Linked DNA regions of Homo sapiens: regions 1, 2 and 3 are each linked to region 4. Evidence: chromatin loops called from intact Hi-C (ENCODE). Cell type or tissue: mammary epithelial cell. All regions are shown on one strand. Region 1 overlaps TANC2 (tetratricopeptide repeat, ankyrin repeat and coiled-coil containing 2). Region 2 holds the start of METTL2A (methyltransferase 2A, tRNA N3-cytidine). Region 3 overlaps TLK2 (tousled like kinase 2). Region 4 overlaps MRC2 (mannose receptor C-type 2).

Region 1 (4,000 bases), 730 kb before region 4:
CCACAGCAGGCTCAGGGTTTACTCAGCAGTTATCTAGCCTATCACCTTTGCATCTCTGGAGGTCATTAGAGTCTATGGTTTCCCACAGGAGGATGAAAAGCTGGAAGGGACCATCCCTTAATCCTGATGAGAGCCATTTATGTAATGGTATAGTTTGCAATTAAAACACTGACTCTAATATGGAATAAGTTTAAATACGGAACAGAATCCAAGGCGTTTTCTCAGATGCAACATCTATAAATTTCCTGGACAAAGTATCCAGTGGAGGAAAGAGTAGGATAAGAAAGTTTTGGATGTACATTACAGATGAACTGATTTTTCCAAAGATAAGGAAAGAGAAGAAATTAAAAGGAGATACACATGAAACAAATCCATAATATGTTAAATACTTCCAAAATCCAATTTGTAATCTTCCTCTTCTCTCTTTTCTTTCTCATGCAGTTAATGAAATCACAATTCTCCCAAATGTCCGTCTTACAACTCTGGAGTTATCTTTAACTGTTCTATCCTTATTTCCTACATCTAATCAGGCTTCATATCCAAAATACCTCTTGCACATAGCCCTTTTTTGTTCTATGCTGAAAGCTACTGCCCTTGGGTTAGGACCTCATTATGCCTCATATGTTCCATTACGATGGCTTCCTAACTGATCTCCTGGCTCCTTTGTCAAATCTGCTGTTCACATACTGCCAGAGTGATTGTTTTTAAAGCATAACTCTGCCATCAATTCCTTATTTAAAATTTTTAAAGCCTCCCCAGATTCCTTTAGAATTAAGTCCAGATTCTTCTAACTTGGTCCTTTTCCATTTCCACATACCTTTCCAATTTTATTTTCCGTAGTCCCCTTACATTTTACTAGACAGCTTGCATATTTCTCCAAACCTGTCATTCCTCTTTGGCCTTTCATCTATGTTACTTCCTCTCCCTAAATACAAAACATTTTTCCTCTTCGAATTTCAAAGTCTGTCCTAGTCTAACTCAACGGACGCCTGTATCAGAGCACTCAGGATTCTCCGCTTTTTAAGGCATTTATCTTTGTTTCATCTCTTCCCTGCCACATTATAGACCCTTTGAGGGCACAGGTTATAGTGTATTAATTAAAAAAATCAGAACCACTCATAGTTCCTAGTATAGTGTTCTGCTAATAACATAGCCTAAATAAATCTTTGTTGAATTCATTAAGCCTCTAAGTGTGGAAAAAAATGAAACAGTCCAAAGATGAAAATGTCTTCACTGGTAAGGGAGAACAAATACCTGGAATCTATGGCTACGGAGCCTCTACTGGCACATGACAGGTACTTTGCAGCTATCTAAAGGTTATCAGTGGCTCAAGAGTTCCTGCCTCTTTCAGTGGACTTGGTTTGTTCTGGAATATTACTCTGGACACATCTTATCTTGAGAATCTAGGCCCAACCTTCCTCCTCCTTGCTTCCCCAGCAGAATGAAGGGAGAGAGCATGAAGCCAAATTTCTTTGGTAGCTTATATGGGGAAGGCAAGAGCCACTTCGCACCCTGTAAGAGCAACTCTCTGATTCTGACCCAGCCTTGAGTCTGAGTCTGTGGAAAAAAATCTTACTTAAGGGATACAGCTAAAGATCCAGTAAGTCTCTGACTGAGCTGTAGTTTGAAATCTTAGAAGAAACCTAATTTCTTCCTAATTAAACTACCCTCAGCTGCTCTGGCCTAGGCATAATTCTTCAGGAGGTTGGTTTTCTTGAAGGAAAGTACATGTGCTTGTGGATGTAATTACCGACATTTGCGTCCAGTTTACTAATAGTGGAGGCTAACTGGAATGACTGCCTCTGTCTCTTGCTTCAAGTAAATGCTCAAGCTCCACTAGATGGCACTGCAGAGTCACCAGTGATGAGCTTTTTCTACTACAGAGGTCCATCATCAGCAGCCACTGTTATGCACAGGTGATAGAGGTCACAGCAACCAACAGGAGCCTGACGTACTTTATGATGGTGGTGTGATCATCATCTCCTTTAACTTATTTCCCATTCACCAGGAATTTGTGGATGTTGGTAAGTGTCAAAAGGAATTTATTACTACAGGGTAATAATCTTGATCCCCCAAATAGCATCCCAGAGTCAGCAGGGATCTTCACTGGCATTTGCCTCCTTTGAATTCAAGAAAAATATTAGTTGTGCAGGCTTACAAAAGAATTGATAAAGTCAGAACACAATCCCCGGAAGATGAACATTTATTGAGTATATATTTTTAAAAAATCAAAGTTTGGAGACTACTGATCTGAATGAGAATTTAGAATATGTTAATTTCATTTAAATCCCTCAAGTCATAAGGAAATAGAGAGTATCAGAGTTAAAAACATTACACTGAATACAAGAGGGGAGGAGATAGCCTTTCATTTTCCAACCAACTGGATTAATATCTGTTCTTAGCATCTCCTGGGATCCATTGCTGGAAATCATGAGTTCACCAGGTAATTATGGAAACTGGCCAGCCAGCTCTAGCATTCCAAGACTAACCTTGTGCAAGCAGAAAGTCCACGGTTCCTAGATGGCCTTCGGAAGCAGCCATCATCAGGGGAGTGCGGCCCTGCTTGTCTGCCATGTTGACATCAGCTCCATGGGTGAGTAAAAGATCAACAATCTGCAAGTGCAGAGAAACAGGGACCAATTAGCCCAAAGAAGAGCTGCTGAGAAGACACGTGCACACTATCTCTTACTCTGTAGGAATTCCTACTGCTGTACGAGTCACCCATGTATCTTTCCACTTCCCCCATAAGTACCTGTATAGTCCTAGTACCATGTGATTTAATCTCTCTCAGGGACAGTCAAATGAGAAGGATTCAACTCTCAATGTCTGACTCAGCTACTAAGTAAAAAAGAACTTAACAAAGGCCAAGATGTAGGATTAAACAATCCCATAGCGGAAGTTCCAACATAAATCACTCCTTTATTGCCCTCTAGTGGTTGCAAATCTGCCTGTAGTTAATACTTGCAACTGAACTGAACATAATCAAGTGACTCTGGTAACTCTTTAGGGCTGTTTGGCTTCTACAGCCTTTTTTCTATTGAAATACTTCTGAAGATTATTATCAGTGTGCTTTCCTTTCCATCCTAAGTGTATAAATTAACATTTATCCAGAATCCAAACATCTAAAAGGATTGTGTTGTTAGAATTTGCATTCACTGTATTTTCTTTTAGTAAGTCTCAGACATCTGCAAGTAAGTGATTAGCAGAAGTCCGCTGAGAAATGAACCTTCCAAGGAGTCTTTGGATGCTGTGAAATGTGAGAAGGAGGTCACTCTATCACCAGGACATAAGTAGTTAGTCCTTCTATACAATCTGTATCAAGTGATGGTTTTGAATGTTAACTGTCGTATTCTCAATTAACCAGAATACTCATAACAAAGGTCCAAGTCCTCAAACCTGATCACTGCTGGGTAACCCAAACTTTACTTGTGATCATTTTGCTCTGTGCATCAGAAGTCCTCACCTAGAACTCAGTCCTGCCTGAGGGACTGGAAGTGGTCGCCCTGCTTACCTGCCAGTGGCCCTGGCGCACTGTGCTGAATAGTGGCACTGCTCCTCGGCGGTTTGGCTGGGCCACTGCCGCCCCTTGTTCCAAGAGCAAACGGCACACCTCCAGTTTGCCCCTTCCGGCTGCAGCTGTTAGGGCTAAGGGCAGAGAACAAAGATTGAGGATAGGTGGTTCTGGTCCTCTCCAGCGCTCCATGTTAAACGTGACATATCCTTGTGTTTCATTAATGTAATTGCTACTTTACTTCTAAGAATAATGATTTTTGCCACCTTTTCCATAAAGAAAAGTTCTAAAGAAAAATAATGAATAAAGACACATTTAAATTGCCTCACAATATTTGGAGACAATAATAATAAATCTATTGAAAATTCACCTTTAATCAAACTCACTTGGTTTCATTTTTCCTAACCAGACTGTCTTCTCTGCTTTGGTCTACCTCTCCTTTGGTACCTCTTCCTAGCTACAAACTCTGTTAGTCTACGTGTGGGTGGA
Region 2 (4,000 bases), 250 kb after region 4:
CCTGCCATCTGGCATTATACCCTAATGCCCCTATCCGTCATTATAGGAGAGTCTAAATTCTGTTTGAACAATCAACCAGAGAACTTACTATCTATCAAGTGTCCTCCTACATCTTTGGATGCCTTTTTTTTTTTTTTTGAGACAGAGTCTCGCTCTGTCACCCAGGCTGGAGTGCAGGGGCGCAATCTTGGCTCACTGCAAGCTCCACCTCCCGGGTTCATGCCATTCTCCTGCCTCATCCTACTGAGTAGCTGGGACTACAGGCGCCTGCCACCACGCCCGGCTAATTTTTTGTATTTTTTAGTACAGACGGGGTTTCACCGTGTTAGCCAGGATGGTCTCGATCTCCTGACCTCGTGATCCACCCGCCTCGGCCTCCCAAAGTGCTGGGATTACAGGCATGAGTCATCGCGCCCAGCCAGATGACTTTTAACTATTAAAAAATCCTAGAAGTAGCCAGGTGCAGTGGCTCATGCCTGTAATCCCAGCACTTTGGGAGGCTGAGGTGGGCGGATCACGAGGTCAGGAGATCGAGACCATCCTGGCCAGCACGGTGAAACCCCGTCTGTACTAAAATACAAAAAATTAGCCAGGCGTGGTGGTGCACACCTGTAGTCCCAGCTACTAGGGAGGCTGAGGCAGGGGAATCGCTTGAACCAGGGAGGAGGAGATTGCAGCGAGCTGAGATCGTGCCACTGCACTCCAGCCTGGTGACAGAGCGAGACTCCATCTCCAAAAAAAAAAAAAAAGTATGGACAGTTTAAATGAAGGCTGTTTTTAAGGTGATCATGACAGTCCCAGATTTCAGTTTACTGCTCTTGCCAATTCAGGGGGCCTTGACTAGTGTAGTAGAAAGAATAAAAACCTAACAAATTGAGCAGGACAGTGACAATGGAAGTTGGAATCCACTAAGAAGTGTGTTAACAACTCACAACTCACCTGCTGAATCAACCAAGACTCCCTAAGAAACAGGATTTTAGTTCCACTACTGCTACTACTGACTGCTTACCTCTGGGAAAAGCACTTAATGTCCTGTGGTCCAAGTGTCTTTAACTATAAAAAGAGAATATTGAACCACATGATTTTCAAAATCCCTTTCAACTATTAACTTGCTTTGATCTAGTTGCTGTCAAAATATGCAGGGTGAATGTTTTGTAACTGGAATCTTTTTGTTGTACAGAACTCTTTCAGCGGGTACTAAATTTGTAGTCCTATCTTCAATTGTCTGGAACAATCAGTCCTAGTTTTACTATCTAGGGATATTTTGCAGTGAAATCATCCACCTCTCAAGCAGGGGCCTCCTTTTCTTTGGCCAGACTTATCTCCACTCTGCTGCATCCACCTTTCCTTGACTAAAGCCCTAAATTCTCATAACCATCACACAAGTAATAGACACACAGTCACCAGTCACTAGCCCCCCTCCCAACAATATTTAGAATCTAATCACTTCAATGAAGCTTCAATGGAAAACATCTCCTCATGGAAAATGCAAATCAAGTAAAAAGTACAGGTTCTAAGATGATCGCGTGACCACACAGTTGTCATTGGCTAGCCATATCAACGTGGATCTACTAAACATAATTAAAGACAACATTACCCTCCTCCAAAGTAAAACTATATATAAAAAAACCCTCTACGACTTAAGATTTTGTTACAATGCAGCCCTTTTCTCTCCTTGCTCATCCCCTCCCTGTCCCGCTCTACTCCTGAGATCTGCATCAGGCCAGGAATAAAGGATCTGGGCGGCCGCGGTTCCCTGGCCTCTCCGGGAGGGCGCGTTCGGCAGTACGCTGGCTGTTGATACCAATGAGAGCCCATTTAAGCGCACCTTGTTTCTCCTGGCACACCCGCTGGATACTGTTCTCCTGGACTTTTCTCTCCGCCGCCGCGGCTTGCTCTTCCGACCACTCCACATTGTCCCTGAGAAAATCAAACGGGCAGCTTAGGGGCCTCACGTCCTGGCTGCGGGCAGGGTGAGTCGCTGGCCTAGGAGTTTCTCTCCCCTTGGAGAGTGCCTCGGGTAGGGCAGCTTGACTCGTGGCCGGCGGTCAGGGGCTTTTCGGAGTGCTCCGAGGCGGCGGGACAGAGGGTCAGCGACAGGCCGGGCGAAGGGGCAGAGTGATTACCAGGCATTGTGGTGGAAGACGCGCGCCGGATCTCTCAGGAACCGGCTTCCGAACTGCTGCCTCTTATCGGCGAGGACTGCAGGTGCACCTTCAGGGTAGGAGCCGGCCATGACACCGGAGCCGGAAACACTTTACTTTCCGTAACGTGAGAACTTCCTGCGGACCACGCCCTCTTTCAGAAGACGCGGAGTCTGGGCGGGAAAAAGGGTGGCGGGACAGGGCGGCACTGGAGTCTGGTCCGGGTGGCGCTCGGGAGCTGTCGTTTGGGGCTGTCCCAGGGTTGGCGAAGGGCTCTCTAGGAGAGGGGACCAGGCAGGGGGAAATTCTCCCCGGAGGAGTCGTTTCTCATTGATGAGGTGCTGATGGACGTGCAGGTTAGGCAGAAAGTGGGAGACATTCCACTTGAGACCCAGTTCAATGCTGGGATCCTCTTAACAGGTTCCCCAGCTTCCCTCAAGTTATAAAACAGGAAAAATCTTGAATCATTATAAGAGTTGAGGCTACCTAGTTCCACTGCGGAGCCGATGTCCAGAACTGAAGAAGGTAGCAAGCAGCGGGAAGAAACAGGGCAATTTCCAGCTTCTATATTCAGCTCTTAATAGTGTGGGTGTATATGTATACACAGTGTGTATATATATTTTGGTTGGGGTAGGGGGAGATGGAGATATGAAATTAGAGAACACGAGGCTTAGCAAATCAAATGGAATATCCAAGGACAATTTTTTTTTAAATTATAACCATCTAACCTTTTTGAATCATGCATATTTATTATAATTATCCTTATTAGCACAATTAAGATTGTAATACACACATACAAACAGTTTGTCATAGTAATACATTTCAGCCTTACATTTCTATTTCTAGATCTAACACAAATAGACTCTCAAAAGAATCTAGAAGAAAGTATGTTATAGACATAAGGTTATTTGAGAAGACTTCCAAGAGAAGCATGATGAATACCACTTGGAAAAGAAGGAAAGGGCAGAGACCAAACAAGGACCAGCCCAATACCTCTTGGACTTTATTTAATGTCATAATGTCAGAATAAAGGGAAAGATGAATTTTTTTAAAAAAGGAAAGGGTTAGTGCAGTGCTAGACATAGCACATGGGTAATTAGTACTTTTTTTTTTTTTTGAGACGGAGTCTTGCTCTGTTTCCCAGGCTAGAGTGCAGTAGCCGGATCTCAGCTCGTTATAACCTCCATGTTCTGGGCTCAGGTGGTTCTCCTGCCTCAGCCTCCTGAGTAGCCGGGATTACAGGTGCGCGCTACCACACTCAGCTAATTTTTGTATTTTTAGTAGAGATGGGGTTTCACCATGTTGCCTGGGCTGGTCCCAAACTCCTGACCTCAAATGATCTGCCCGCCTCGGTCTCCCAAAGTGTTGGGATTACAGGCGTGAGCCACCGCGCCCAGCCAGTAATTGTTTATTCCATTGTAAATTCTTTCTGTAGGTAAAACTACGGGGAGCAATGAATGATTCTATACTTTTTCCTCCAAAGAAATGGGAACAAGCTCTAAGCCTCTCTAATCAGGAAGAAAAATACACAAGTTAATAAAAAAAATAGTAAATAAGTTGTACTTCATTTGAAGACAATATGCTTTTGCCATTCTTGTGGTCTTCGGAAACATTTTGAACACAAGCTCCATACCCAGAAACAAGTACAAGGAATTTTTATCTTTTCTCAAGGCCAGCTGTTTGCAGATATGGTGGTTGATTTACATTTATTTCTGGCATCTTGTTTTCTCATCTATGGGCTTTTATTCTCCCCTCACTAAAAGCTGTTAGTGTTCCCAATCAACAGTCCCACTGCATATTTTCTTGCAGACAGCTCATTGTCTTCACTCTAATTTACTATATTAGTTCCAGTGGAG
Region 3 (4,000 bases), 120 kb after region 4:
GACCCTGAAGAGTCAGATTAACTACCACATTAGCACAAATAAGGATTAAACCTATACCTTCTAAATCACTAAAGAGAAAAATGCTAGCCAATGTTATTCATAAATCAGTAACATTTATGTATATATTCATTTGTGTGTGTGTGTGTGTATATATACACACACATATCTACTTCAAACAGCTCAAAATTACTGAAAAAAAAAATGTACCAAATGTTTAATCCCAATTAATGGAATTATGAGTGACACATTTTTCTGTATTTTGTAAAGAGCATGTATAATTTTTTTTTTTTTTTGAGGCAGGGTCTTGCTCTGTTGTCCATGCTGGAGCACAGCAGCGTGAACTTGGCTCACTGTAGCCTAGAGGTCCTGGGCTCAAGCATCTTCCCACCTCACGCTCCCAGTAGCTGGGACCACAGACACACCACCATGCCTGGCAAATTTTGTATTCTTTTATAGAAATGGGGTCTTGCTGTGTCATGCATGCTGGTCTCAAACCCCTGATCTCAAGCAATCCTCCTGCCTCAGCCTCCCAAAGTGGCAGGTATGGGCCACCATGCCCGGTCCTTTTTACTTTCTTATTTTTTTCTTGAGACAAAGTATCACTCTGTCGCCCAGGCTGGAATGCAGTGGCGCAATCTCAGCTCACTGCAACCTCCGCCTCCCAGGCTCAATCAATTCTCCTGTCTCAGCCTCCCAAGTAGCTAGACTACAGCCGCTTGCCACCACACCAGGATAACGTTTTATATTTTTTTAGTAGAGACAGGGTTTCTTTTTACCATGTTGGCCAGGGTGGTCCCAAACTCCTGACCTCAAGTGATCCACCTGCCTTGGCCTCCCAAAGTGCTGGGATTACAGGTGTGAACCACCATGTCCGGCCCTTTTTACTCTTTAAAAACTATGAGTCAGTCATGCCAAATTGCATATTCAAAATATATTGATATTTTCTAGTGGTATCTATTTAATTCCAGATGAAGCATTTTAAAGGTTTCTTTTGTAAGCACAAAAAAGTTTGGGTGAGTAGGTTATAAAAGGTACAAAAAGCAAAATGGGCTAATAAGTCCTTTGAAATAGCTTATAAAATTCAACAATATTAAAATAACTTCTCTGGAATGGGAAAACAACACTTTATACTTATTCCCACAGTTCTAGATGAAATATAACACTCCACATATCTATTTCTCCAATATAAATTCAATCATTAAAACACTACAGTATAAGATTTCCAATTTAAAGGTAGTGTTTAGAATGCAGGAACCTGGTTCCTACTCAGATTCCCTCAATTAAAGAAAAATACCCAAATGTTTATTATTTCATTGTTATTTGGCTATAGTAATTACTTCTATGATATGTACATAATCCAAATATATATAACAAATGGTGCTTGCTATAAAATCTCTTACATTTTAATACTTACTCTTAATAAATCATCTATTCTTCCCTCCTTCTTCTCTAAGTCAGAATTCTTACTGTTTTCTAGTGCAGATATTTTTTCTATTGTGAGGTCGGACTACAGAGACAAAGGTAAAACAAATTTAGGATTAGTCTCAACATGTTATATGTCATCACACTCTTCTCATTACCTTTCTCGGGGGGGTGGGAAAAAGCACTTGCTCACACAAATGGCCTAGAATCACATGGCTTAAGAAATGAAATCTGCTTGTCTCATCTCATTCTTCAAGTCCTCTGCTGGGTTCCTTATGTCCCACTACACCTACACTTCAAACACATGTTAATTCTGGAATCAAATGTATGAATTCTCACTACTGTGCACTGAACAATGTAGAAACACGTTACTCCAGAAATGAAACTAACTTTGAATAGAAAAGGATCTCACAGGAGACTTGACACACAACTCTCTAAGGAACAAATGCGCCATCTGGTGGAAACAGAGAGCAATCAGAAGGGAAGAGAAGAAGCTACCTGAGTGCTCAACTATCTAACTGAACTGTACAAGAGCTGGTGATTTAGATAAAATTCAAATGTGCTCCAGGGAGTTGTATACCTCTTGAGATTTAAGAAATTCTCCTAGATTGCCAACGATCCTGTCTTGAAGGTAATATATATAGTATCAAAAGAGCCTTCAAGAAAACCCAGTATACTCAAAACTACAAAATGGAAGCTATAGCCACCATCCTTTGCAGATACAATCCTCAAATGTTCAGAACACTACCTAAATTAAAGAGTTTCTGAACACAATTTAAGGAGTAAACCATGTTGGTATCTCACATCTGAGAGAAGTTTAGCCAGGTATAAATAAGTAAGCAGGAAAAGGAATACATTAACTACTTTCATAAATTAGAGAATTAACATTTATTGAAAGCCTACTACAAGTACACTACTAATAAACATTTTGTATACACTGTCTGAGATCATGAGAATCAACCATATTTTCACAGATGATTTGTACTAAGAAAAACTGAGGCCCAGGCCAGAATCTGAACTTAGAGGCCTTCAAAGCGTAGGTACTTTTCTTCTGTGGAATACTGTAGGGAAAAAAAAAAAAAAAAGGTGTGCAGTTTCCTTAACACCATGCTTTAGCATAAGCATTTCTGCTACAATACACCGGAAGAGTAAAGAAAAGCCTCAAAAAGTTAAAGCACCTTCCAAAGGACTTTAAATACCCATAATGCAAGTTATGAATATAATACACACAAATAATGAGGTGGTCAGAGAAATACAGAGAAGTCAGAGAAGAATGACAGACTACACAGGTTAGCCCTTATTCCTACACAGCAGGTATGCCCCTCAATTGATTATCGATCACCAACCTACCTGGGTCTGTCTGTGCTGGATGGAGATCTGTTTTTGGGAGCTGCAGGAATGCTCTGTGTTGCCAGATCCCGTAGATGAGGGACTGTTTTGCTGAGCCTACAATAAAGGTGCATTACCAATCACAGGAAAGTTTGGCATCTTTTTCCACAAACACTTGTATTAATGCAAACAACTCCATAATTTGTATCTCCACAATACAAACCCCTTCTTATGAAAGTGAGAAGTCAGGGCCACGTGGCCAAGAAGAAAGTAAAACAATTCAAATATGAGACAAAGGGCTGGACATGGTGGTTTATACCAAGTTCCTGTAAACAGGTTTAAAGTATCAAATGCTTACAAATGAATTTTTAAAATATGAAAATTAGAGAAAATGAAAAGTTATTCCTGTAATAACTTGCCTTTTTCACTTGTATTTTCATATGCTTTAGTCAGAAAAGGCTAGTGAAGCATCCAATGCACAGGGGATGCATGTAAAGGACTGTGAACCACTATTCAGAATAGTCTCCTAAACACACAAACATTATCCATGAACACACAGCGGTCTAAAATCCAGGTTGATTTCTAATACTGTCACTTGCTGACTGGGCATTCTAAGGCATTTTAAATTTATACGGTTTAGGTTCCACAATATAATTAACCTATTCAGGTTAATTATATTATATTCTCAATAATACTTTTTTTTTTTTTTCTTTTGAGATGTAGTCTTGCTCTGTCACCCAGGCTGGAGTACAGTAGCACGATCTGGGCTCACTGCAAGCTCTGCCTCCCGGGTTCATGCCATTCTCCTGCCTCAGCCTCCCGAGTAGCTGGGACTACAGGCACCCGCCACCATGCCTGGCTAATTTTTTGTATGTTTAGTGGAGACAGGGTTTCACTGTGTTAGCCAGGATGGTCTTGATCTCCTGACCTCATGATCCGCCCGCCTCAGCCTCCCAAAGTGCTGGGATTACAGGCGTGAGCCACCACACCTAGCCTAACAGTACTTTTTAAAACAAGGTAAAACTGCAGCTAACAAAGTATGACCCATCACAGACATAAGTAGAAAATATTCAATATTCTGAGAATCATGGAATGGTAAAAATACAGTACTACTATCTCATCAGAGAATACAGCATTTCCACATGTGAATTTCTTCTGATACTTTCTACATATTCTTTTGATTACTGTTCTTACTCATTAACATATTAACAATGGTATAACCACCAACTATTGAACAAGTTACTGTAAC
Region 4 (4,000 bases):
GCAAGGGGCTGCTGGGGGGGGCCAAGGGCCAAGCAGTGTCTTTTAGAAGCAAGCTCCCCGCACCCATCACAGCATTTGCACCCCTGCTCCACTCCCTGGAGGAGGAGAGGGTCTGTCACCCCCTCACACCCTCAGTCACTCACCCCCCACTCACTTACACAGCTTTCATTCCTTGACACCCCCCCCCTCAACCTCCCTAAACATCCTCTAGAAGCCCACTGGGGCTGGGAACACAAGGAGGGGGAAGGTGCAGCCCCACCCTGAGTGGCCTCACTCCTCCAGGGGAGACAGACCAGCACACGCCCTGTGTCAGACGGCAGAGGAGGGGGAAGTCAGGACTGGCGGTGCACAGGGGCCACACTTCACTTCGGCAGCCACTGCTTGACATGACTAGGCTGGACTCTGAGGGGGCACTCGGGGGTAGACCAGCCCCCACCTCCCTGTTCTCTGCTGTCTCGAGGAAGTGGCTTCCCCCATGGGGAGGGACTCAGGACTGGGCTGGGGGTGGGGAGCTCTGCTTCCTCCCAACAGCGCCCACCCGTCCCATCCCATCCAGTATCACTCCTTCAATAAAGGAGCAGTTTGGAGAGCTCAGGGAAGGGGGTGCCGACGAGAGGGCGATGCCATGCGAGGCAGCAGGAGTTCATCCACCTCTCCCTCCCCTGGTAGCCCCTCTGACAGGTGGCCCCACTCAGGGCAGCTCCAGAAACACCCTCACCTTCCGGCAGCCATGGTCCTCCTCGGCGGCCCCCTGGCTCAGCTGGCCTGCCTTCTTGCAGATGGATGGCAAGGACTGGTTACAGGGACTGTCGTTCCAGCGGCCTTCCTACGGACACAGGGTGAGGAAGAATCTCAACCCCCACCTCCCCATAAATCTCCCAAATCCTTCTTGGAATCTGGTTCCTAGAGCTGGCCCTGTCTCTGACTTACTGTGTGATTCTGACATGTCTGTGTCCCAGCTGTGCAATGGGGAAGGCGGGATGAACCCATAAGCCTCACAGGGTGGATGAGAGCACAAGCAGTTCATGTGCAAACGCCTTGAAACTTAACAAGCATTGTCTAAATGGGAAAGGCATCCTGGCCCGGCGCGGTGGCTCATGCCTGTAATCCCAGCATTTTGGGAGGCCGAGGTGGGCGGATCACTTGAGGTCAAGAGTTCAAGACCAGCCTGGCCAACATGGTGAAACCCCATCTCTACTGAAAATACAAAAAGTTAGCCGGTTGTGGTGGTGCATGCCTGTAATCCCAGCTATTTGGGAGGCTCAGGCAGAAGAATCGCTTGAACCTGGGAGGCAGAGGTTCCAGTGAGCCAAGATCGTGCCATTGCACTCCAGCCTGGGCGACAGGGTGAAACTCCATCTCAAAAAAAAAAAAAAAAAAAGGAAAGGCGTCCTTTTACATTATTGATAACTCGTTTTATAAATATCAAAAACAAACTGGCTAAGATTGTTAGAGTAACTGATGGCAGGATAGACAGCTTGGATTCCCAAGGCGTCTAGCTAGTGCCTGCAGGGCCAGAGTGTGCAGAGGCCAGTGTGCCCAGACCAGAATCTCAGCTGATGAAGCTGAGGAGGAATTTAGTCCTCGGCCCCTGCTTCTGTCTTCGCCCTCCCCAGTATCCACAGGCCCCCAGCCAGCAGTATGTCTGTCTCTAAGCTCCATTCTGAGGGCAGGCGTGTTTGTGTATCCTAGCACCCAGAAAAATGACTGGCACATGGTAGATACTCAATACATAATTGTTTTAAAATTCTTAAATAGCATCCCCTAAGGCAAATGACTGCCACTACAGTCCACAGCACTGTTTGCAGTATGTGACAGCAGAACATCCTGTCTGTCCCTAGGAAGGGTGGTCTGTGTCCCTACGGCTTTCTCCTTTTTATTTTATTTTTTTTTTTTTGAGACAGGGTCTTGCTCTGTCACCCAGGCTGGAGTGCAGTGGTGCAATCTCAGCTCACTGCAGCCTCTGCCTTCCAGGTTCAAGCGATTCTCTTGCCTCAGCCTCTGGAGTAGCTGGGATTACAGGCATCTGCCACCACGCCTGGCTAATTTTTGTATTTTTAGTAGAGATGGGGTTTCACCATGTTGGCCAGGCTGGTCTCGAACTCCTCACCTCAAGTGATCCGCCTGCCTCAGCCTCCCAATGTGCTGGGATTATAGGCATGAGCCACCACACTCAGCTGGCTTTGTCCCTTTTTTAAGGGTCTTTCATCTCTGCTTGAAGCCCTCCATCAATTCCTTCACTTACACCACATCTAAGCCCAAACCATGGCAAATTGTCATAAAACCCAACAATCTCTTGAGATGACAGGACCCTGGACTGGGTAGAGCACTGGGGGCGAGGGCTGGCAGAGTGCAGCCCTGCTTGCAAAGTATCTGCACATAATGTGGGTTCTGATGCCACCTTCTGGCAGGGAAGGGCAGCTGGGAGGAGACCAAGAATGCGCCAGGCACTGTGCCTAAGGTTTCACGAGAATTAACTCCTCTGATCTCCCCAGTGACCCTCTAGTAACTTGCCCAAGGTGACTTGGCTACTTGGAGGTGGAGGTGGAGGTAGGATTCAAGCCCCGGCAGTCTCTCACATGGAAGGGAAGGCATTGGTGGGGAGGAGGGGGACTGCTGAGAGGTAAGAGGTTCCAGGCAGGTTCTGATAGTAACTAGGATGTCCTTCAGCTGGGGTGGCACCTGGAGGTTGGGGGTGTATTTTGTGGCCCTGTGATAGGGAGAGGGAGATCTCACCGGGCCCCAGATGGTGACACAGTCCTCCAGACTGTCCCGGAAGTTGTTGGGCTCAAAGGGGTGCCAGTGGGTGAAGCTCACAAGGCTCCCGTCAGACCACTCAAAATTCATCTGCAGTTTCAAATCGTTGAGGCCGATCCACAGCTCCTCCACCTCTGGGGGTGCAGCAGGAGAGGAGGGGAGAGAAAACATTGAGAGGTCAGCCTCAGCCACCAGTAGGGAGGAAGGAACATTCTCTGAGGCTCCTGGACAGGATGGGTGGGGCAGTGGGAGGCCCTGCCCTCCACCCAGACACGTGGGCGGGCAGCTCCTCACCTTGCTTGATCTGCTTGGTGATGAATTCCAGCTCCGCCATGCTGTGGATGCTGACCAGGTCGCCACCGCCCCGTAGACATGCCTTCTTGGACTCCTGCCAGCTGCGCTTCTCGGCCTGCAGGCGGTAGCAGTGGCCCTGGAAGGGCTGCCAGCTCGGCTCGCACTCCACCTTCACATTGGCCCACCTGTCTGCAGAGACCCATGAGGCTGCTGCTCAGGGACTGAGCCGCCCAGTCTGGGAACCAACCCACTGGGTTGACGTCAACACAGGCGAGGCCTCCCAGTCACCTCCTCTCCAAACTCTCCCAGATCAATCCCGGTCCCCACCACAGGTCTTGGAAATGCTAAAAAAACACAAAACTTTACAGGGCTGCTGGAGCCCCGGGACAGAGACCCAAGTCGTGGTGGCAGATTCCACCCAGGACAGAACACTTCCTCTGGCTGTGGCTCTCAGAATACGATGGGTGGGCCAGGCATGGTGGCTCAGGCCTGTAATCCCAGCACTTTGGAAGGCTAAGGCTGGAGGATTGCTTGAGCCCAGTAGTTCAAGAACAGACTGGGCAACAAAGGGGAGACCCCATCTCTATAAAAAATAAAAAATTAGCCAGGCATGGTGATGTGCGCCTGTGGTCCCGCTACTCAGGAGGCTGAGGTGGGAGGATCACTTGACCCGGGGAGGTCAAGGCTGCAGTGAGCCATGATTGCACCACTAAACTCCAGCCTGGGCGACACAGCAAGACCTTATCTCAATCAATGCATCAATCAATCAGTCAATAAACGATGGGTAGAAAGGACAAACCAGCCCCATGAACCTCAGTTTCTCCCTCTGTAAATGGGGTTTCCTGCTATGAGATTCAAGCTTGGCTTATGGCCCCCTGCCTAGTAAATGGAATCACTGTTATTCTCTCAAATAACATTTATTGAGCACCCACTCTGTGCAGGTCTGGGA

Evidence for each region. A loop is a pair of places that touch in the nucleus more often than their neighbours do. Peaks named below come from ENCODE experiments on the same cell type or tissue, not always from the same donor. Only the 100,000 strongest peaks of a DNase experiment are listed, where the experiment ranks them.
Region 1: a loop joins it to region 4, with 19 times the contacts of the local background. A loop is called at or near these places in 45 of 110 quality-filtered maps.
Region 2: a loop joins it to region 4, with 14 times the contacts of the local background. A loop is called at or near these places in 2 of 110 quality-filtered maps.
Region 3: a loop joins it to region 4, with 18 times the contacts of the local background. A loop is called at or near these places in 4 of 110 quality-filtered maps.

What each region holds. Positions count from the first base shown.
Region 1 is chr17:63,404,767-63,408,766 of GRCh38, reverse strand. It overlaps TANC2 (tetratricopeptide repeat, ankyrin repeat and coiled-coil containing 2), which reads right to left. Exons shown (of 28, transcript NM_001394998.1): 20 at 3,512-3,645; 21 at 2,490-2,613. All of the region lies in intron 2 of LOC105371856 (a long non-coding RNA gene), which reads left to right. Among named protein-coding and RNA genes, the nearest start is that of CYB561, 40 kb to the left of the region's middle. In mammary epithelial cell, CTCF peaks have their summits at 1,843 (motif pointing right) and 2,923 (motif pointing left); DNase peaks (open chromatin) are centred at 1,856 and 2,826; H3K27ac peaks cover 904 bases.
Region 2 is chr17:62,422,139-62,426,138 of GRCh38, reverse strand. It overlaps METTL2A (methyltransferase 2A, tRNA N3-cytidine), which reads right to left and starts at 2,242. Exons shown (of 9, transcript NM_181725.4): 1 at 2,127-2,242; 2 at 1,829-1,920. The coding sequence starts at 2,236. RefSeq lists enhancers at 1,858-2,227, 1,979-2,509. In mammary epithelial cell, a CTCF peak has its summit at 2,177; a DNase peak (open chromatin) is centred at 2,258; H3K4me3 peaks cover 1,651 bases; H3K27ac peaks cover 1,313 bases.
Region 3 is chr17:62,551,170-62,555,169 of GRCh38, reverse strand. TLK2 (tousled like kinase 2) reads right to left here. Exons shown (of 22, transcript NM_006852.6): 8 at 2,773-2,868; 9 at 1,415-1,507. Among named protein-coding and RNA genes, the nearest start is that of TLK2, 74 kb to the right of the region's middle. In mammary epithelial cell, a CTCF peak has its summit at 1,847 (motif pointing left); a DNase peak (open chromatin) is centred at 1,619; H3K4me3 peaks cover 448 bases; H3K27ac peaks cover 230 bases.
Region 4 is chr17:62,670,889-62,674,888 of GRCh38, reverse strand. It overlaps MRC2 (mannose receptor C-type 2), which reads right to left. Exons shown (of 30, transcript NM_006039.5): 7 at 3,052-3,240; 8 at 2,737-2,891; 9 at 719-826. Among named protein-coding and RNA genes, the nearest start is that of MARCHF10-AS1, 33 kb to the left of the region's middle. RefSeq lists enhancers at 2,274-2,343, 2,591-3,091, 3,092-3,592, 3,912-4,000 and a silencer at 2,287-2,581. In mammary epithelial cell, CTCF peaks have their summits at 2,405 (motif pointing left) and 3,158 (motif pointing right); DNase peaks (open chromatin) are centred at 2,438 and 3,148; H3K4me3 peaks cover 746 bases; H3K27ac peaks cover 1,423 bases.